Regions from separate parts of the Homo sapiens genome. Here region 2 is linked to region 1. Evidence: read pairs that join two places in POLR2A ChIA-PET (ENCODE). Cell type or tissue: MCF 10A. All regions are shown on one strand. Links, peaks and the distances in the headings refer to the core of each region. The heading gives the core; the rest is flanking DNA.

Region 1 (6,693 bases), core at 1,209-6,208:
CTTTATGTCTTGAAATGCCAGATGCCTCATTGAGTGGACACGCCTGTGTCTCTCCCGGCTTCTGTGTGGTCCTGGGCCCTGTACCTGTTTAGTGTCCATATTCTTGGAGATAGATCCCTATTGCACTTGCTTCCTGAGGGCACACAGATCTCTGGAAAGCTGAAAGAGGAAGACAGTCCTCTTAGGTACTAGTGCTAACAAGGAGCGATGGTTATGCAACCAGCTTACAAAATTTTCTTTTTGCATCTCTAGACAACTCAGCCCTGTCCCTCGTTGCATGGTGTTTGGTGGATGACTTGGCATGAAGCATCATATCTACAAGAAAAACAAGTCAAAGGCTGATGCCTCTGATGGGGAAATCACCACTCTCTCAGTGGGCAGCCACAGGAAATGGGTACCTGTCTATACTGGGGCCACAGGATTATGGGGCAATATCCCACATGCCAGAGCATAACATAGAGGCTCATTAAGGACAGATATTTGGGAGTGTATATTTATCAAAAATTCAGATGGGTGAATGGCCATCACAAATGGGAGAGAGAACTGTTAGCCAACGGGTGACTCAGGGGCTGAGTGTGCACCCCTGTTATGAAAACTGATTGTTAAAAAAAAAAAAAAAGTTGTTTGCACTCATCACAGATATCAACATTTGAAGGCACTGGCTGATTCCAACTTATGGCATAAATGACTATTCAATCGCAATTGGAATAGCTTAGACAAATTATCTGTGATTAAAGCAGGCCAATTTCTCAAAATAAAAGTCCAACCTGGAGCACAAATGAGCCTAAGCGCTTGGTCCTTGGAATAGTGACTTTTCTCTCTTGCAAAGCTTGGTCTCTAACCAAATAAGTATTTACCTATACATTTAGAGTTCAGATCAATAGGAGGAAGATGAAATAGCCAAGACTGCTTTTGTTGCACATGACAATGACATAACTCATCTTGTTTAAGAATGAAAGGAGGCCGGGTGCGGTGGCTCACGCCTGCAATCTAAACACTTTGGGAGGCTGAGGCAGGCGGATCATGAGGTCAGGAGATCGAGACCTTCCTGGCTAACATGGTGAAACCCCATCTCTACTAAAAATACAAAAAATTAGCCCGGCGAGGTGGCAGACGCCTGTAGTCCCAGCTACTCGGGAGGCTGAGGCAGGAGAATGGCGTGAACCTGAGAGGCGGAGCTTGCAGTGAGCCGAGATCATGCCACTGCACTCCAGCCTGGGCAACAGAGCGAGACTCCAACTCAAAAAAAAAAAAAAAAGAATGAAAGGGAACTTAGCACTTGTAACTGAAGCATCCAAGTTTACTGCTGACTTCAGGCATGCTGGATCCAGGCGGCGAGAAGCGTTATCAAGAATGTGTCATTCTCTATTTCTTGGCTCTGCTTTCCTCTATATTGCCATTACTTTCAAGTAGGCTGTCTCCATGTGAATGGCAAAGCAATCATCTGTAGCTTCAGGCCTAGATGGTCCCCACAACTGGTGGCTCCAAAAGAAACCAAAAGAAACACACACACACACACACACACACACATACACACACACACACACACACACACACACACCCCTTTTTCCCAATAGCTCTCACGAAAGTCCCAGGCAAGAATCTCTCTGGCTATACTTGGAACACATACCCAACCCAGAACCCATTCTCCTTGTTGGCCATTTTGTGCATATCCAGGTGATCACCATGACCAGCCATGCTGCCATAAGGATTCTTTTCAAGTCTCTTTAGGCATCCACATAAGGGGTACTGTGGAGTATAGAGATGACTATTTCTTTGAATACTGTGATAGATGCAATAGTAGACTTGCATTCAAGGTACCATAGTACAGTATAAGAAAAAATATATATGCCTTTGTAAACTGTGCTTACTCGCTCAGGAGCAGGGGGACGCCCCCTTCTTAAGGGAAGAGCCGGCATCACACGCCCTCCCAGCTCAAGCTTCCCCTGCGACCTGCACGTGTGTGAATTGGCAGGCCCCACTAATATTGGTATTTCCCTCTCATTCCTACTATTACCCCTGCCAAGCTTGGGATGGCAGAGTTGGAGTCATATCCATTCTAGGAGCCTAAAGATGTGACTCCTCTGCATTGATGAGAGACACGGAAGAGGGAAAAGCAAGGAAAGACTTTAGTGAGCTCTGAAGTCCCACCTGCCACTCCACTAAATGCCAGAATCATCTGGCCTCACTTAGTGGGTGGAGCAAATTCCTGCCCCCCAGGGCCTCCCTCCTGAACCTGCAAGGTTGGTGGGAGAGGGAGACCCTCCCCAAAAGAGGAAGCCTGTTGTGTTGAGAGTGATTTCAGAGACCTCAGCCAGGAAAGGTAAATCAAAATAACCCTTACACTCCGCCTCCTTCTTCCTTTAGAGGGGAATGTTTCCTGGCACGGGTGCTGCAGCTTAATAAATTGCATGCAGTAGATTTCAGGCCTTGAGAAAATCTTAACACTAGCTAATATGACCAGCACTAACAAAATTTCTTGGAGCTTATAATAACAAAAAAAGCTCATTGACGGATTCCCACTTTTATTCCTGCCCCCCTTTTCCACTTAGCCTTAAATTTTTTTTAATAAGAAATTTTTATTAACAAAAACAACAACAAAAAAAAAACAGAGTGAAGCACTTCACAAGATCTTGCCCAGTTTATTTTTTTAATCTGTAATAATGAGCATAACAGTTCAGCAATGGAATACTCACTCCAACAAAATCTCCAGATCTTTACATCCTGAGTCTGCGAGGGCTGGACACATGCCCTTGCTAATTATCAACCTTCTGAAACAGCTCAAGACATGGGATTAAAAACTGCTGTGGAATTTGAACTCACGGACATTCATCTGAGTCAGCTACTCTGAACTCGCATCTACTATAAGGACCTGAGCATTTCCTTCTCCCGTTTCCTCAGGACCTGCTCGGGGGTGTTCAGGGGAAGGTTGTCACAAACATACTTGCAATAAAAATAATCAAACAAATGGAGAGCATGTCTATTTCCGGAATTAGATTCTTTTGATAGTGAAGGAATCAAATGGGATAAGGGGCAGGGAGAAGTCAGGTAAGTCCAATATTACTATGTCCACATGCTTAAATTTCACTCCTCGGGGGCTTATTGTCCCTAACAATGGCCCTTTTAGCTATGGAATACGGGGAATGACTAACCTTTTTCTAGCCTGTCAGTGAGAACTACCACTATATATTGGTAAGTATTTCCGTACAAAATTCACTTGGAAAGGATATTGTTTCAAGCCTGGACAAAGCTCATATTGTCATGTTCCAGTTCCAGTTATTTTAGGCAAGGAAGGGGAATTTCCACTGCTCCCTACAATCAGTTTTGAGCACTTAGCTCTGAGTAATAACTTCCTTGTAATCTGTCAGAGCCCAAGTTATTTAACAGAGGAAAGAAAAAATCCCCTGATACTATGCATGAAATTCTTAGCCAAGCAAGCCACTTTAAGAATACATCAATTAGCTCAGGCAGGAGTAAAGACGTGACCTCATCCAATGGAGAGAATGCAAGCAACTTGATTCTAAAAGGAAGAAATGAAATGAGTCAATGCAAATTCCCAGATAGGATACAAAACTAAGAGTCATTTAATGTCAGTGTTGATGATAATAGTAGCTCCCATTCATAGCATACTTATCATAGGCCAAGCACTAGCCCATCCAAACCCCTTATTGCCCTGGTCCTATTAAAACTATTTAAGTTTTATTTTCAAGAGTCAACTAATGTATGCTAAATAAATAATAGTACAGGTGGCAACAGATATGGCAAAAATCCAAAGTAATATGCAAATGACAACTGGGAAACATTAACTGAACAATACCATTTCTATAAATACATAACAAATACACCATCATAACAAAGAAAGTAAATAAAATTACCGTGTATTGAAATTGGAGTTTAATTAAGTGCCAGCCATTTTATAAGCATTAACTCTAAGCCTCACAAAAGCCCTAAGAATTGGGAAGTATTGCTATTCCCATTTTACAGACATGGAAAATAAGGCTTATATTGCTAAGTCATTGGTTCAAGGTCACATGGCTAAAGTGGCAGAGCTGGGATTCAATCCCACTCTCGCCAGATGCCAGAACCCAGGCAGATGTTACTGTGGCATTATTGGCACTTGTGTCAAGCCCGGTGAGGGATTTCAGCAACCCTCAGTCTGGATGGTACCACACACTCCTCCAGGCAAAGGAAACGCCCACAGGCCACTGAAAAAAGAAGCCACTTCCTGTCCCTGCAAAGAGAGAACATCACCATCCTTGAGTCAGGTTCCTCACCATCTCTGGGCTCAGCCTCTCAGCTAAACAATTTATCTTTGGAGTGACAGGTGATGACTTAGTCACCCTGGCTCTGCCCTTCTCCCGTTTCCTATAAACCAGCTGTGTTTCACGGGTGATTTAGAGCATAACCACAGAACACATAGGCTTTTATGGAACAAGCAATAATTGGGCACTGCAGAGAAGCTGTCATGCCCCCCTCACCCATCCCCCCACCCCATTGGCAGAGCTAACAGCTCCCAGCTGCTCTCATTCAGCAGCACAGAAGCCAATTCACCTGGGAGATTATCTCCTCACTCTTAATGAGGCCAGCCTACAGCCAGTAACTGACTGTTCCAGGCCATGAAAGGCCAGCGCCTTTGCTTCAACATGAGCTAATGCTGGGGTGCAGTATCTGCTCCCGATACACGCAATGTATATCCCCAAGGCATCAGGCTGAAGCTAGACTCCAGTTCACAAAAACCTCTGCTTCGCTCCTTCTCCCACCGTGTCCTGCTTCCTTGGTTCCCACTCCCATGGGAGCCTTCCCTCACTAAACCACTGCCCCCAACCCCCATCCCCAGTGCTGCTTTCAAACCCAAAACACCACCCACCATGTGCCACCATGATGGGTACTGGAGACGTGTGTTAACTAAGTGGGATTTTTGAACTTCAGGAGCTCATACTAGTGAAGGAAACAGTTACATAAACCCAATAGAATAGGGTAAGAACTATAATAAAATGTGCATTCTTTTTACTCTTTCTCTTATTTTAGTACCTCTGTGCACCCAGGCCTATGATAAGCATTATTCAGACATTGTTCCATTTGATTCTGAGAACAAACCCATGAGGGAGGCACTGCAATTAACCCTTTTCATGGACAAAAAAAAACCCCAAGTGTTCACAAAGGTTAATTAACTAGCCGTTAAGTGTAGAGATGGTACTTGAACCCATTCTCTTTAAATTTCCTCGCTCTTTTACAGGGCGTCTTTCCCGCTTCTTGAGATCAGCCGTCAGCAAACCATGCTCCCTAGGCACTGCCTGTTTCTGCAAATAAAGTTTTATTAAAACACAGCCACACACATTATTTACCCATGTCTATGACTGCATTTAGTCTACGAAGGCAGAGGTGAGCGGTTGACACAGAGCCTGGAGGGTCTGCAAAGCTGAAAATATCTACGTCTCCCTTTTTATGGCTACAGGAGTAGCCAGCCCTCCTCTATTTGATGAGCTTCTGTTCTTCTTCAGCCTCAGAAAAAGAGAAACCAGGAATTTTCTTCCGTCCAAATCGAGGTTCTCCATCAACTGCTGCCTATAGTGGAGCCTGTGCTCCCTTTGCCCTGAGTCTGGGAGAACCTTACTCATTCACTAAGCTCCGGTGCAGCACTTGCTGGAGGACAAATTCACATTATCTGATTGGCCTGTGTTCCTCTTGCTGTTTCACCTACCGACACGTTAAAAGGAATTCTATCATTTCCTCAACGGATTATTCCTGTCGAGAACCACAACAAGGAAGCTTCCTCTTGAGATTTCAGCCTGGAATCCTCATTGTTCAAAGATATGCCATTACCTTTTAAATCATCCCCCGAGAAGTTCCTCTTCTAGCCTTTTATTTATGGAATTTCAATGCTTGGAAATGGTGATCACCTCCTCCCAGGGTTTTCTGCCACATGGCTTTCATACTTGAGCTCTTTTCATCTTTTCCCGTAAGTTAATCACTTCTTAATTGTGTTCTGTTGCCCAGTCTTTGAACTGTTGTCCAATCTGTTTGCATGCTGGGGTGATTACAATACAATGAGTATCATGAGCCTGACTGAGTCCATCCAGGACCAAATGGCCAGCTGAGAATAGCCAACAGGCTATTCTGTTTCTGAAGGCTTCTTCCTGTCACCAGAATGTTCTGGATGTGTTATTCATAGCTTGAACTAGCTCTGTTTTTGTTTTTTATTTTGGGGGGTTTTTGGGGTTTTTTGTTGTTGTTGTTGAGGCGGAGTCTCACTCTGTCACCAGGCTGGAGTGCAGTGGCGAGATCTCAGCTCATTGCAACCTCCACCTCCCAGGTTCAAGCAATTCTCCTGCCTCAGCCTCCCAAGTAGCTGGGACTACAGGCACACGCCACCACGCCTGGCTAATTTTTGTATTTTTACTACAGACGGGGTTTCACCACGTTGGCCAGGATGGTCTTGATATCTTGACCTCGTGATCCACCCACCTTGGCCTCCCAAAGTGCTGGGATTACAGGTGTGAGCCACCAACGCCCAGCCCTAGCTATGTTTATTTGGTACCCTAAGTCTCTGATTTTTAATGTAAACTCCTGCACCAAGTAAAACTTGGAACAACCTTTCTGCAAAGCAATTTTATCACATACACTAAGGATGTTTTAAAGTTTGTACCCTTTGACTCAATAACCCTACTCTAGAATGAGCTGTCAGCCTGAGAA
Region 2 (6,693 bases), core at 722-5,721, 960 kb after region 1:
ATAAAGAACTTTATGATGATCTACTTCCGCTTAATGAATAGTAAATATATTTTCTCTTCCTTATGTTTTTATTCATAATGTTTTCTTTTCTCTAATTTACTTTATTGTAAGAATACAGTATATAATACATATAACATAAGAAATATGTCTCAATCAACGGTTTATGCTATCAGTAAGGCTTCCAGTCAACAGTAGGCTATTAGTAGTTAAGTTTGGGGGGGAGTCAAAAATTATATGTGGATTTTCGACTCTGTTGGGGTAGTTGATGCCCCTAACCTCTGCATTGTTCAAGGGCCAACTGTACATATATGTGTGCGTGTGTGTATAGATATATACATAATTTTATATGAGATATATAATTAAATTCTTATATATAAGAACAATGAATGAATATATGTACATATATAATATATGTATGTATAATTTAAGACATTCAGAATCATTTTTTGTTGTACATAACCTATAACTCCTCAAATTTTTAATTGATTTAGAAAATGTGTGTGCGATAAGAAAGGTTCTCTCTTCACTCTGGGCTGCAATAATTTGGGAAGCTTCCATGGAGAATAAAGACTTTAAATACTCTTTGCATAGGCAAAGAACAAGGGAGCAGCTGTTCTGGATAGAATCACTGGTACAGAGAAGCAGAAAAAGTCTAGTACGTTGAGAACAAATTTGAGGCTTAATAAAGAAAAGATCTTGTTTATCTTCCCCATTATTTTATCTTTGTAAAAATAGCACAGTGACTAGCAAAAGATAAGCATTAATTAAAAATGTGCAACTATGCCAGGTGTGGTAGTTCACTCCTGTAATCTTAGCACTTTGGAAGGCTGAGGCAGGAGGATTTCTTGAGCCCAGGAGTTTGAGACTAGCCTGGGAAACATAGGAAGACCCCGTCTCTACCAAAAAAAAATAAATAAATTAGCTGGGTGTTGTGGCATATGCCTCTAGTCCCAACTACCTCAGGAGGCTGAGATGGGAGAATAGCTTTAGCCCAGGAGGTTGAGTCTGCAGTGATCCATGATTATACCACTGCACTCCAGCCTGGGCAAGAGAGCAAGACCCAGTGGTAAACAAACAAACAAACAAACAAACACCAGTGTGTAGAAAAATGAATGAATAAATGAATGACAACAAAAGAGAAAAAATACCCACATGAATCTGGTTAAACTAGAGACTCCTAGTGGGGAGGTAAAAAATGAGTCTCTAACATTAGTTGAGAAATTATGGTGAAGAAGCTAAAAATTGACAGCAATGATTTCTGCCTTTTAATATCAATTTTCATCATATTATAATGTACCATTTATCCTATAATGCATATAATGTTAAATTATAAGACTCCAGAGTTCTACAGAGACAGGGAACACATTGAGTACATCATCAGATGAGTCATGCTTGTGGTATTGCCCAATGGGAAACAATCTCAATCTGGAAATTTCCATACACTAAAAGGAGCTGGCTTCAAAACTCCATTTGGCCGCCTTAGAAGATGCAATTGAGCAGAGAGAGAAAATGTTCAGGGAGAGGAAACCATGATGGAATGGCTAACATAAAGAGACAGAAGCCATTCCTGTACAATAAAGAATTACTGGAAGGCAATTTGCAGAGCATGGCATGGGATGCCTACTTCTTTAGCTCCACAGCTGTTCTAGACTTTAGTTTAGGGCGTGTCCTTTGGGCAATTGCAGTCAGGGAATTCCCTGATATTAGTAAGCAGCCTTTTGATGTTTCAGTGAAGACTGCTCTGGCATGGAAGAATGAATAATGAAGAATTTAAGCCAAAGAACATAGATAATTCCATTAGATACATTTGGATAATGGCTTGACCCATTTCTTAGTGGGGAGGGATTGGAAGCTAAACTCAGAACCAACTCTATGTTGTTTGTGGAGGAGCCAACTTTTAATTTAGCATTTACTGTGCATTATGATTGGTTCTAAGAACTTTGCATGTATCACCTCATTAAATCCTTGCAACAGTTTGCAAATGTAGATGTTGAATGAGAGGTATCAGAGGAGAAAATCTATTGTTTTGGAGAAGGGGAAGGTATTAGGTCTTATCTGGAAAAGTGGAATGTGTGAGGTCACTCAGACCTTATGGAGAGAAAGACAAAACAAGGGACAAAAACTACAATATTTATACTCCAGTGATTACAAAATGGTTTGGGCCAAGCAAAAGGTGTGATGGAAAGGAGGCTGTAGTTCAATTAAAGCTGTGCTCCGTTGCTCTGTTTCCATGGCCATTGACACAGGGCTCTTTCCCTGTGTTAATGACATTACAATAATACTAAGAAGAAAAAAAGACATATACAAATGAAGAAAACAATAAGAAGAGAGAGAGTCACACGTGGGCTAGTTATTTCCTCAGTGGACAAAGGTACACCAGTGTTTGGCAAGGTTTTGTGCAAGAGAAAAAGGAATAATCTCACAAAGAAAATAACTTTACTGACAAAAACTTGGAGCCTGTGTGCTCAAGAAAGCTTCCCATAACAGAACAGTTGTTTTCCTCACTGACCTTGATTTAAGTCAGTGTCAGTAATAAAATCATGGTGTGGCCCATTCTCTTTTGATATCACTAATCAGAACTGAGAAATGGGCAGTGTTGAACACTCGGTGCCCTTGGATAACTTAGCCTGGATTTGGAACCATGGGTGGATTTGACTGTTCAGATTTCTCTCCCTAGTGAGGATGATTGGGATATAGGGAGACTTATAAAATGAGGAACTGAGAGGTTGTTATTATCATTCTCATTTTACCAATGAGGAACCTGAGGTTCAAAAAGGCTAAATGGTCCTTAATAATACATAACTGGTAAGGAGTGGAGCCAAAATTGATCAGTCTGACTCCATAGTTTAAAGTCTTTTCCATTATGATGTATGCAAAAGACTGCTAGTGTTTTCTCCTCTCTCTTATGTCTTTTATTACAACAATGTAACACTCATATTTTAGTGGAGCAGATGGTTGCCCAGCTTGAGACTACATTTCCCAACTTCCCTCATAGCTGGGTTGTGGCCATGTGAGTAAATTATGGTTAATGAGATATGAGCAGAAGTGGCGTGCGATGCTCCCCAGAAGAGCTGGGTGTGACTTCCCGTGCCTCTTTCCCAATTCCTAATGGTTACAGCTGGAGATGATTGACACCACCCTCTTGGACAAGCCAGAGATAGACACCATGTGTTGAGTATGGTTGGAGAGAGAGAGAAATACACTTCTATCATGTAAAACCACTATAATTTTTTTTTAAACAGCATCTTAGGCAATATCCTAACTTACACATGATATAACAGCTCTCCAAGGGTTTTACCATTTCTTTATGAGGAACTACAGGTTCTTATCACAGATTATGTAATACTTTTTAGTTTGATATAAATATACATGCATATATTAAATATAGTAACCTCTAAGTGAAAGAGTTTAGATATTTCTATATAATTTTGACTTTACTCTTGATTAATTCTTTATGTTGTTTTTATGAAGACTTGAATTAAAGAATCATTCAGAGGCCGGGCGCGGTGGCTCACGCCTGTAATCCCAGCACTTTGAGGGGCCCAGGTGAGCAGATCACGAGGTCAGGAGATCGAGACTATCCTGGCTTACACGGTGAAACCCCGTCTCTACTAAAAATAGAAAAATTAGCCGGGCGTGCTAGTGAGTGGCTGCAATCACAGCTACTCAGGAGGCTGAGGCAGGAGAATGGCGTGAACCCCGGAGGTGGAGCTTCCAGTGAGCAGAGATGGCGCCACTGCACTCCAACCTGGACGACAGAGCGAGACTCCGTCTCAAAAAAAAAAAAAAAAAGAAAAAGAAAAAAAAAAGAATCATTCAGAAATATTTACCTCTTTCTGGGTAGACCTAATATACCAGAGTTCAGCAAACTATACCTGCCAACAGGGGTCTAAAAGACCAGGAATCAGCAAACAAATCTGGCCTACAACCTGTTTTTATAAATAAAGTTTTATTGAAACACAACCATGCCTATTTGTTTACATATTGTCCATGGCTGCTTGTATGCTCCAAGGCAGAATTGAGTACTTGAGACAGAGAAGTCCAGGTAAGCAGTGCGTTTACAGAAAGATATTTTCCCATCTGGATGTGATGCACATTTCAACAGTACTTACTATATTCGTTGCTTAAATGCAAAAATCTATCAGGGTTTTTATAAGTGGGTTACCTCTCCTCATTTTTTTTTTAGGTAAAATATCTTTGGGAGGAAATTGTCATTTTTGACCTTGTGAGAATGAACAAAGGGGCAAAAGTGAGGTAAGCTATAACATCAAGTGCGGACAGTCTTCTCTCCCTCCCAGACATGACTCTGGCATTGGGATTTCAGATGGAAAAGCCAAGCGAGTTTTATGTAGCTGCCCTAGTCTTTGCTTCTTGCATCTGTAGCATAAAGAACGTCTTGTTCTTGTTGGGAGGAAAGGCATGATTGAATCAGATTCCGCAGAAGTTTGCAAGCGCCAAGGGTGTCCATGACTCCAAACTGCTTTCCCGATGCGCACAGACTGAAGCATCTGAGGGGACTTGGGTGTGGAATGGATGCTCTTCGCACTCCCAGGGGAGGAGCCCTCTGAAGCCTAAGGCTTCGGTCAGGGAGACCGAAGTGTGGGGGAAGCAGTCCCATTGCCTCAGCACCTGGACTGTGAGTCCATGAAGACCTCGGGGCAGAGGAAGCAAGAGGCAAAATACTGTAAATATTATTCAAATAAAGAAAGCACAAGGTCAGAAAGCAACAGAACGCTGGAAATGTTTTTCTTTTTTTCCCCTTCTTTGAGGCAGTGAAGGCGAAGGGGGTTGTTATTTTATAGGCCCGTGCTGGCAGTTGTGCTCAAGGCGCTACACTCTCTGTGTTTGAAAGGCCAGTTTATGAGGCAGCAAGGGATGATGCCACCGTCTTGGTGGCTACGACAAAGGTCAAGCTCCTGCTCCTGCTGTAAGATCTGTCATAGATCACCTGCAGCCCTGCTCCATGTTCCCTTCACTCGGGCACCCATGCTGATGGAGAAACAAAGGGAAAAAAGAGTCAGCTCTTAAACGATGTTGCCCAAGTGACAATTGTCATTTTTTGCTCATGTTTGATTGGCTGAGGCAAGTCACATGAAGCAAGCCTGATTGGTGTGTATAATCTTCCCCCGGTAAAGGACAATGCATATCTTGTCCACTGCATCCTCTCCACAAACCTGTAGGGTAATAATTATATAAGTCATTGTGTAGGAACAAAACTGGCACTCAGATAGATGTTGCCCATTCTGACACAAATACCAAGTTGGTGACCCGGGATTTGAAATCACATTGTACACCAATTCTCTCCTCACTATTTTTTTTAACTGCACCACCCTATCTTTTCAGTTACCTATGAAAAGTGGAATTAAAATGTTTACATACGTTATCACAAGAATAAAGATTATCTCTCTTCATTAAGCTAAGCTTGAATGGCGTTAGTTCTCTGCATCCCATACCCCAGCCTGTTTTCACGAGGCTTGATAATATACAAAAAGAGTTGACATTTTTGAATAGTAATTCTACATATGCCAGGCACTGGGCTCAGTGTTTTATATGCTTAATAACATATTCACAAAACTTTTCACACACACACACACACACACACACACCCCTTACAAGAAAGATATTGCTACCTCGAGTTTGTAGGTGGAAGCTGCAGCTCAGAGAGGTTACATAGCTTGCCAAATACTGCCTAGCCAATAAGACTGCCACGATGTAAGCCCATCTGCCTGTCTCTAAAGTTTATTCCCTTCTTTCTGCGTATTCTGGCAGAAATACCTGCTGGCTCCCGGTGTAAGGGAAAAGATGGGAAAATATAGAAGAGATTGTGAATGTCTAGAGTGTAACTCTTATTTTTTCTGTCAATTACTCCTGTCATATTTATAAGCACTGATGTGTCCTGCTGTAACATTGTGTGCCATAGCATTAAAAAATGCTAAGTAACCCAAACATAATTAGAAAGGTATATTTCCTGGGAGAGGTGAGTGGCAATACCATAGAAAGTACTCCCAAGCCTAAGATAAGCAAGTTTTGGTTTAAAAATAACTTTAGATGCTCTGTGCTGCTGCTCGTTTCAATTAGGAAACATAATAAAATAAAACTGCACACTCAACTATACGTACTATGTGAAGAATATAATTATATCTAAGTAGATAACCTATATGTAACCTACTTGAATTTATACAAATAGGCATCTAGATTTACCTGCCTGGAAAAGCAGGCTGGCATTTAAATCTCGTTAATCTATCTTTTGCTCAGGTGGTTGTAGCAGTTTTGTAGATAGGGCCATGCTGTCTTCCATGGCCTCAACTGGAAAACGGGCATAATTAAATCTATCACGTGGGTTGTCAGAAAATGTGAATCAGACACACTGCTGATGATTGTGAAGGTACTGCTTGTAAAGAACAAGTGCTGGTCACATCTTTTGATAAAGGTGTAACATGGAGAGGGCAGTTGAAAATGAAAACCCCTTCTCTGGATGTTTGTCCTCCAACCACCTACTCCTCCAAGCCAGAAATCTGATGGCTGTTTTGGAAATTCAGAGTCTCTTAACTGTACCACAGCTCTCCTCCCAGCCTTTACATCTACTGATCCCTGTCTCTTCCAGTCTCTCTTCATTCCTTTCACCCCTGTGTCCTGCTGTATCTTGTAACTATGTCACGTCATTAAAAGATAAAGGCGACAGCCACGGTGTAA

The links. Peaks named below come from ENCODE experiments on the same cell type or tissue, not always from the same donor. Only the 100,000 strongest peaks of a DNase experiment are listed, where the experiment ranks them.
Region 2: POLR2A ChIA-PET joins it to region 1 with 5 read pairs; 1 of 35 experiments calls an interaction of 5 or more read pairs at or near these places.

What each region holds. Positions count from the first base shown.
Region 1 is chr20:53,897,392-53,904,084 of GRCh38, reverse strand. No RefSeq gene overlaps it. Among named protein-coding and RNA genes, the nearest start is that of BCAS1-AS1, 15 kb to the left of the region's middle. In MCF 10A, for the core only: no CTCF peak of the experiment used is centred there; a DNase peak (open chromatin) is centred at 4,284.
Region 2 is chr20:52,938,366-52,945,058 of GRCh38, reverse strand. No RefSeq gene overlaps it. Among named protein-coding and RNA genes, the nearest start is that of TSHZ2, 31 kb to the left of the region's middle. In MCF 10A, for the core only: no CTCF peak of the experiment used is centred there; DNase peaks (open chromatin) are centred at 1,428, 1,648 and 3,058.